3 separate regions of the Homo sapiens genome follow, and all the other regions are linked to region 2. The links are chromatin loops, found by intact Hi-C in ENCODE. Cell type or tissue: endothelial cell of umbilical vein. All regions are shown on one strand. Region 1 has its middle 110 kb from the start of PPP1R3A. Region 2 overlaps LOC100506489 (a long non-coding RNA gene). Region 3 has its middle 130 kb from the start of LINC01392.

Evidence for each region. Peaks named below come from ENCODE experiments on the same cell type or tissue, not always from the same donor. Only the 100,000 strongest peaks of a DNase experiment are listed, where the experiment ranks them.
Region 1: a loop joins it to region 2, with 5 times the contacts of the local background. A loop is called at or near these places in 2 of 110 quality-filtered maps.
Region 3: a loop joins it to region 2, with 3 times the contacts of the local background. A loop is called at or near these places in 10 of 110 quality-filtered maps.

What each region holds. Positions count from the first base shown.
Region 1 is chr7:114,025,404-114,027,903 of GRCh38, forward strand. No RefSeq gene overlaps it. Among named protein-coding and RNA genes, the nearest start is that of PPP1R3A, 110 kb to the left of the region's middle. In endothelial cell of umbilical vein, a CTCF peak has its summit at 1,306 (motif pointing right); a DNase peak (open chromatin) is centred at 1,278.
Region 2 is chr7:115,678,720-115,681,219 of GRCh38, forward strand. LOC100506489 (a long non-coding RNA gene) reads right to left here. Exons shown (of 2, transcript NR_187628.1): 2 at 626-1,652. Among named protein-coding and RNA genes, the nearest start is that of SNORA25B, 99 kb to the left of the region's middle. In endothelial cell of umbilical vein, a CTCF peak has its summit at 1,403 (motif pointing left); a DNase peak (open chromatin) is centred at 1,382.
Region 3 is chr7:115,355,351-115,357,850 of GRCh38, forward strand. No RefSeq gene overlaps it. Among named protein-coding and RNA genes, the nearest start is that of LINC01392, 130 kb to the left of the region's middle. In endothelial cell of umbilical vein, a CTCF peak has its summit at 1,016 (motif pointing right); no DNase peak of the experiment used is centred here.

The DNA.
Region 1 (2,500 bases), 1.7 Mb before region 2:
TATAATTCTACATCCATCAGTCACATAAACCCAACCAATCTAGGACTTCTGGAAACCCATGCCAGGAACAGCAGTGTGCATTACACACTCCACACAAATACTTAATGAGGCAACAATAGGTACTTGCTGAATAGGAAATACAGGAGAAAAATACACATCTAAGAAATATTATCAAAAGCAAAATTCAGGATTTAAAATTCAGTGTAACATTAAAATTTCAGTCAAATATTCTATACCTGGTAACAAGCCAATATTCATAAATATTTTATGAAAGCTATCATTCCCATTTGATGAAATCCATTTCACCATATTTGAAACATACCTTTATACTGTGGGATCATTTGGTTGAAAGAATCAAAAACCTCCAGGTCATGGAAGAAGGCAGTCATTGGAAGGCATTATCAGGGACAACCAAGAATAAGAAACAAAGCCAAAAGCTGGGGCACAGGAAGACTGGCATTGAAAGTCAAAAAATAAGATTACCCGTTTCTCTCATAAATTATAGGTCCCTCGTCTTTGTTATTCTCTACACATGGCCCCACTATTCTGACTTCTCTAAAGAATTGCCTTATTCTCTTTCTTTGTGGATTCCATAACTTGAAAATGGCTTTGACATTCCATTGTATTGCTTCATTCTTGGCTTATAATGAATATTCATGATAAACAGTTCAATGAACTGTACCCCAGGGAAGACCAATGGTTTGTGCATCTGCTCCTTCTGGCAGCTGTGACTGGAACAGGTTCTCTTAAAAAAAAAAACAAAAACAAATAAGTGCTTGGTCTGGAGGCTATAATGGTATGGTCACTAAATTTGGCATGCCCATCCTGAATTCTGAAAATAATATCTGGCACTTTTAAGTCTTCCATATGCTATAAGGCATATGTTAGTTTCACTCTGGCCACAGAATGACACAAGTATGTCATTTATAATATTGATAATATTATAATAATTATGCGATAGTACATCATTTCCAACTTTACATCAATCATATCTATAGCCTTGACTTTAGAAACCAACCAATCGAAAAATAAAAATAGAATCGAATAAAAAGCTGTCAACCTCAAATCAGCTCTTTTAGGCATAAAACATTCTATCTCAGTCAAACCAGATGTCACTCCAGTGTTGAGTGTAACAGCCAATTTTAGTTAATGTCTAGGAGTATCAAATGAATTCTGTCTTAATTTGTATCTCTTTTAGGTGGCCATTCAGCCATCTATAAGTTGTTTCTCACTACCAATTTTCTAAAAGCAGAAGTAACACAAATTGATTTTTAAAAGCCCTTTACCACTAGGTGGCACCAAATAGCCATAATTCATAGAATGTCTCCTAAAGCCATACACCTGCCATTTAAGGATTATCATTCTTTCTTTGCTTAAAAAGAAAATATTTATAAAAATTAAAAACAACTAATTTCTTCCTTCTTTGGAATAAGAAATACATATAATATTTTTTCCTAAATAGACTATTTTTCTTTTTTAATAAATTGAAATATATTCATTTAACCTTTGTGTTAATAAATTGATGGTAACATTCTTTGTTGAATTTCACAATGTTATTCATTTCCCCCATTAAATGCTTGCAGTATTCGAAATATTTGTTTTTGTTTTGCTTAGAAATATTTAATAGGACCCTATCTAGAGATTTTGATTTTGTTAAGATCTAGATTTACTGAGTATGGTCCCTGTCATTACAGAATATGCCTTTATTTTAATAGGGATGTTCTCAGTCCAAGGATGCATTTGGATTATGATATAGATGCTGTGGAAAAAGATGCCTCTCCCTACCTACACTTGTAAATTCCCCTCTAATACAGGGCTTACCACACTACTTTAGGTTTTTGTCACCTTGAGGTTTGACTACTGCCATGTCCTCTACCTTGGTTGACAGAGGAAGAGCCCTAGAATATTCAGCTAGAATGAATGTGACAGCTTGTCTGTTTAGCAATGCCAACCACACAGAGCACATTATACAGATGCTCTGTGCATAGCTCTGGCTTCCAACAGTCATTCTAGGTGTTCAGTTTAATTTATACAGCTCTCCACGGCCTAGGACTTCTAAGTAAGTTATACGACATATTCATTTCCTATCCTGGCAGTTAAGGCATGTTACCAGATAGTTCCTAGATACAATGGTGAACTCAAAAGTTAGAGGTCCTTGACTCTACCACTCAATCTCATTTTCTGGCTTGAAAAGAGCTTGTTTTGCTCTATACAAGCTTTTCTTGAAAATATGGGTCCTTAAATTAAATTCTATGAATAGTATTTATTTGTGTAGATAGGGTCTAGCAAAACAAAATGTCATGTCAGTGTTTCAACTGATAGAAATGATATTTTAGCAATAGGCATCTATTATAAAAATTATAAGAAAAATTAAGTGAAATTAACAGAATAGCAAAAACTAGCTTAAGTGTAATGTAGTTCATTATGATTATCATTCAGTAAGCATGTATTGAATGTTGAGTAAGATACTATATTAGAAACTGTAATACACTGCAGCAAA
Region 2 (2,500 bases):
TTTCTGTTGCCTTCTCTCGCTTCATTGCAAGGGAGAGCCAACAAGTGTTCTCATTTGTGGCTTTGGCTTGATATTGCTGCCCATACCTGCCATAAAGACTTCTAAGATTAGGTAACATGTTTGCTTTCTTTGAGTGGATATAATACTGCTTTTATACGCACCCATGGATCTATTTTTTTCTTTGTTTTTGCCAATTTGCCCTCCAGTTTGTGTTTATGGAGTGGTGTGGCTTAATTTCTCAATCTTTGATGTCCACTAACTTCTTACTGCTACAGTTGGGCTTTGTGGACATCTTTCCAAGCACATTGATATGCAACCAACCTAATGGTGCTCGGTACAGGAAGCCCTAATCTTGACTAACTGACAAGATTTAAATTGAGGAGACATCTTCTGCTGATTAGCTCCCACACCCACAATTATCCAACTGGGGTGTCAAGCAAGGTTTAACATCTCCACTGATTCTGGTCTCAGGAGAAATCTGGGAGGAAATGCAATCGCTTTTAATAACTGCTGCCTTCTGAACATGCAGACTCCCCAGCTGCACAATTTCCAGCCATTCAAGCTCCCTTCAAAATTAACCTTTCCAGCGAAAATATAATTTCACACAAAATGAACCACCAAGTGATTTTCAGCATAATTTATTCAAATTGCTGAACTCAGAATGGCAGAGCAATCTACAGTCCGAATAGACCCATGAATCAAGAAATAAAAAAGTTTATGTACCCAACTGTCTCCTGGCAAATATGGGACTAATTTTAAACATTCCCAGAATTCTTTGTGGATGCTACACTCCAGCACCTGCTTCTCATTAAAATTCAATTGATCTGAATTTTTTGCAAATAAGATTTGATTGCTTTCCATATCATAAAACAGCATAGGCTATATTGCTCTGAATCACCTATTGTGCAACATATGTGTCCAGTTCATCTGTATTACTTCAGTTTATGGCCGAGACCCACAGTTATCCTTTTTGTAAGTTTATAATAAGATTCTATAGATTTCCTCTTCGATCGTTTCGTGATTGGAATGTTTGGCTGAGCCAAATGCCTTAATTCACTACAGGTCTCTTAGCTTTAAAAAACACAATTCCCTGATTAAAAATGTGGTGTACATCCTGTTACAAATTGCACCACAGTTTCACACATTCTAAGTGTGGTGGCTGAATCCTATATTCCAGAAGTTAATGACTTTTCAAAAATACATTTTTAAGTATTTATCAAAGTTGAAGACGGCAGAGCCGTGGAATAGAGCATATTAATTCTTTTGCTCCAGGCAGGTATTAGGCACTTCTAAAGTCTCATATAGAGTCGTAGTAAGGCAATGTGTTATTCCTTTCCTACTGCTCTGAGAATGTATCTGTCCTTCAGTCTAGTGAGAGCACCCCCTGCTGTCATCAGGAAATCACTTCAGTTCTCTTGCACTTCTCTTCCATGGCTCTTTTATAGGTGAGACAAGCTAATAAGTGGCAATTTGCTAGCTGAGGCTCCTCCACTTTAAGAAACGAGGACTGGTGTCTCTATGCATTTCCTGTCAGGCTGATAACAGTGTTACAACATCATCTGTTTAATCCACTTGGAACCCAAGTTTAAGTTGAAATGCTCAGTAAGGAATTCATTTTCCCAGCTGATTCAATATCCAATTTTCATAGTGGGCTGAAGCAAAAACACAGTGGATTAGCTATCACTATCAATCCACAAAATATGTAATAAAAATAATCTTTTCTAAGCATTGCAATTTGAAGTTGATTAAAGTACACTAAAATGTATACAATGAAAGCTATCCAGTACTACAGTTAGAGTAGCTGGATACTGGTAACATGCCTTTCACTCTGAAAGAAAACAATTTTGAGTTAACTACATCTCTTGTCTTTTTGCTAAGTCAATTATTTTATCATGGGATAAGCAGCTGTGATTTTGTTTTTGTTTGCTTTGCTTGTTTGTTTGTTTGTTTTTAAAATCTGGCTGCTGAAAGGAAAAAATACACTTTCCTTCTTAGATGGTGTGAGTGTGTGGTTTTTATCTTGGCATGTAAATATGGCACTCAGTATGAGTGACAGAGGTCTTTGCCGAGAGGAGGAGCAGATATGGAAAGAAGCACTAAGACGCACCTCAGTCCTAAAATTAAGTTTTGAATAACTCTGGTGAGTAGCTATCTGAACATGAATGAGAAACAGCACACATCACTGAAAAGTGAGTGGTAGGCAGATCAGCTCAATTGGAGCAGTGCTTCCCGGTGCTAATGTACTCTTCATTTGGAAGCAGCTTTCAACTACAGAGTTCTCTGCTTCCATTTCCAACAGTTGTGTTCAGTTGATAATGAAGGGCCTGCCTTGAATTGCGTTAAGCACAGAAACAGGTGTAGGCCCCAAGGATCCATTAATTACCTTAAGCAGCAGGGGCTGCCTAGCACCAAATCCCAGGACTGAGCAATGGGAGGAGCATTTTAATTTACAAGGCAGAACACAGCTTAGCGGGGAGAAGACAGAGCTCTCATCCTCATT
Region 3 (2,500 bases), 320 kb before region 2:
GGACACAAAGAATGTAAATTTCAAATCAAAAGTATCCAATAACTTTGAACACAATGAATGCAATAAGACCTATAGCAGGGGGCATCATTATGAAATCTCAGAATGCTAGGTTTAAAGAGAGACAGCTAAGAGTATCCAGTGTGGAAGAAAACAAAGCTAAATGAGTGAAATAAGCAGTTCACATTCAAAAGGACAGGTATCAAAATGGCGTTAGATTTATCAACAGTGACACTGGATGAGAGGAGAAAACACAACCATAGCAACAACAGCAAAGCCTTCTTCCTGAGGGTACAGATTGGAATAGGAGGACCAACTCTTCGTGAGGCTATTTCAAGCAACATAAAAAGGAACTTACAGATTACCCAAGAATGAATTGAGAGATTTATAGGTTTGGGAGAAAGTTAGGGTTGCCAAATTTATGATAGATACACAGAAAACTAAACAAACAAAATTAAAACTGAAGAGACAACAAGATAATCGCTAGTTTTTGAGATAAGAAAAGATTGCCTAGAAAAGAAAATATGATCATAATTTACTACCCAGCCAAACTTTAACAAAATTTACCAAGTCATAACCTAGTATTGACCCTGATTGTTTAATTAACCAAAAATTGTGGTATTTAATTAACCAAAAATTTTGAGAACCAAATTAACCAAAAATTGTGAGAACAAAGACAATATGTCTGTGAGAGGATTGTTGCAAAAAAAAAATTCCCCTTCTAAAAGAAGAAAAATTCTAAAATAGAAAAAATTTTAAAAATAGCAAGTTAAATACATTATTTAGGAATATGAAGGTAACTGCAAAAGGAATAACTAAAAGATTGAAAGTGATTGCCATGGGAAATGGCACTTCTGTATTTCATTACAGATATTAGGAGAATATGATTTTTTAAATCCTCTATAACTATTATTTTGATAAATATCAAAATTAAATTTAAAAAGAGTAAAAAATATATATATGTGCTAAATATTAGAGCCTGCAGCCACTAGAGGGCAAATACTTCCTGGAGATCAATGGAGATTCAGAAGGGAAACGTGGTCTCCTAAGTAGGGACTGGGCTAGACCTAGTCAAAATTATCCAGTCGACACTTATCTAAAATAGCACAGTGTAGCATGAAGAGGGTTAAAAGTTTTTAAAAAAAGTTTTAATATTCTCATACAAAATAACATAAACAAAATAACATAACTAAGATGGTAGAAAATCCATTTATAAAAACACTGTCTTCTTCCTTATAGATACAAAATTAAATTATCTTACAAAATATTTTAGGATGGATATTTGCTTTTACCTAAAAGTGATTGTACATTCCAATATAATGAACAATAAGGTCATTTAATCAGATTGTTGTAGAGGAGACATTGATTCAAAGGAGAGAAAGATCTTCCCTGGACATGAGCTTTACTAGTCACATGAGGAAATAAGGTAGCCCCAGAGAGAGTCTAGAAGAGTTGAGAGAAACAGCAAGGAAGAATCAAAGGAGGACATTGAGATGATGTTTGCAAATATGTTCAGGAGAAGCAGAAGCAAGTTGGTAAAGATTAATTCACCAATTCACAAACCAGTTCTTAAGAAGCATTAGACTAAATGCAATCTCAAAGTTCCTGTTAGTGCTGAAATTTAATGATTTTCAGAGGTAAGACCTGTTTTTTGTATGATGTTAACATGAATTATTTGATGCTAGAGGGCAAGACCTATGTCTAATTTACTTTGTACAGTGCATGAAAGAGTGTGACAAATAGGTAAATGCCCATGTGATTTATTATTCAAACCAGGACATTTTGAGAGAGAGAAAGGAGATGCTATTAATAATTGTAGGCCTAGATCATGACTGGTCAAGAGCAAAAAAAGTAAGATCACCCAGCACGGATATGACTTATTCTATGTAACAATACCTCAGCGACTGGATAGTCAGCATGAAATAAGCAGCTGTGTTGATTTTTAAAGCGTACCTAATTGATGAACATCTGGTGGCAGGTAGCCAGCCCATTAAAAATCAATTATACTCAATGACTTGCATCTGAGCCATACTGCACCAATCTCCTCACACTCATCAGATCCACATGTTCCTGAATAAACACTTGGACCACTCAGGCCAGTGCCTTTGAACTTTATGTGGTTGGAAGTGAATTTCGTCAGTGGCTTTTGTCTAACCCACAGTGAAGAGAAGAGTTCTGTTGATCCGCCCCTGACTGTTGACAGGTCAAGAGACCAGGCGGCAGTTTGAGTAAATCTCTATAAATCCAAGGGTAACCAGAACATTCACTGCTCTGTGCAGCTCTCAGATATAATATATGCCATTAACGGCAGAAACTGGGTTATAAAACAATAAGGAGGTGATAGTGATCAGAGACTGGATTTAGGATGTTATAAGGCAAGTAGAAGTTAGTAATTAAAGTGAGAGTGAAACTTTAGAATAGGGTGTGGAAAAGTCTATACAAACTCTCAGTTCAAACGCTGAATATATGTTTCTATGTTGGGGGTTTCCATTTGCAGCATAAT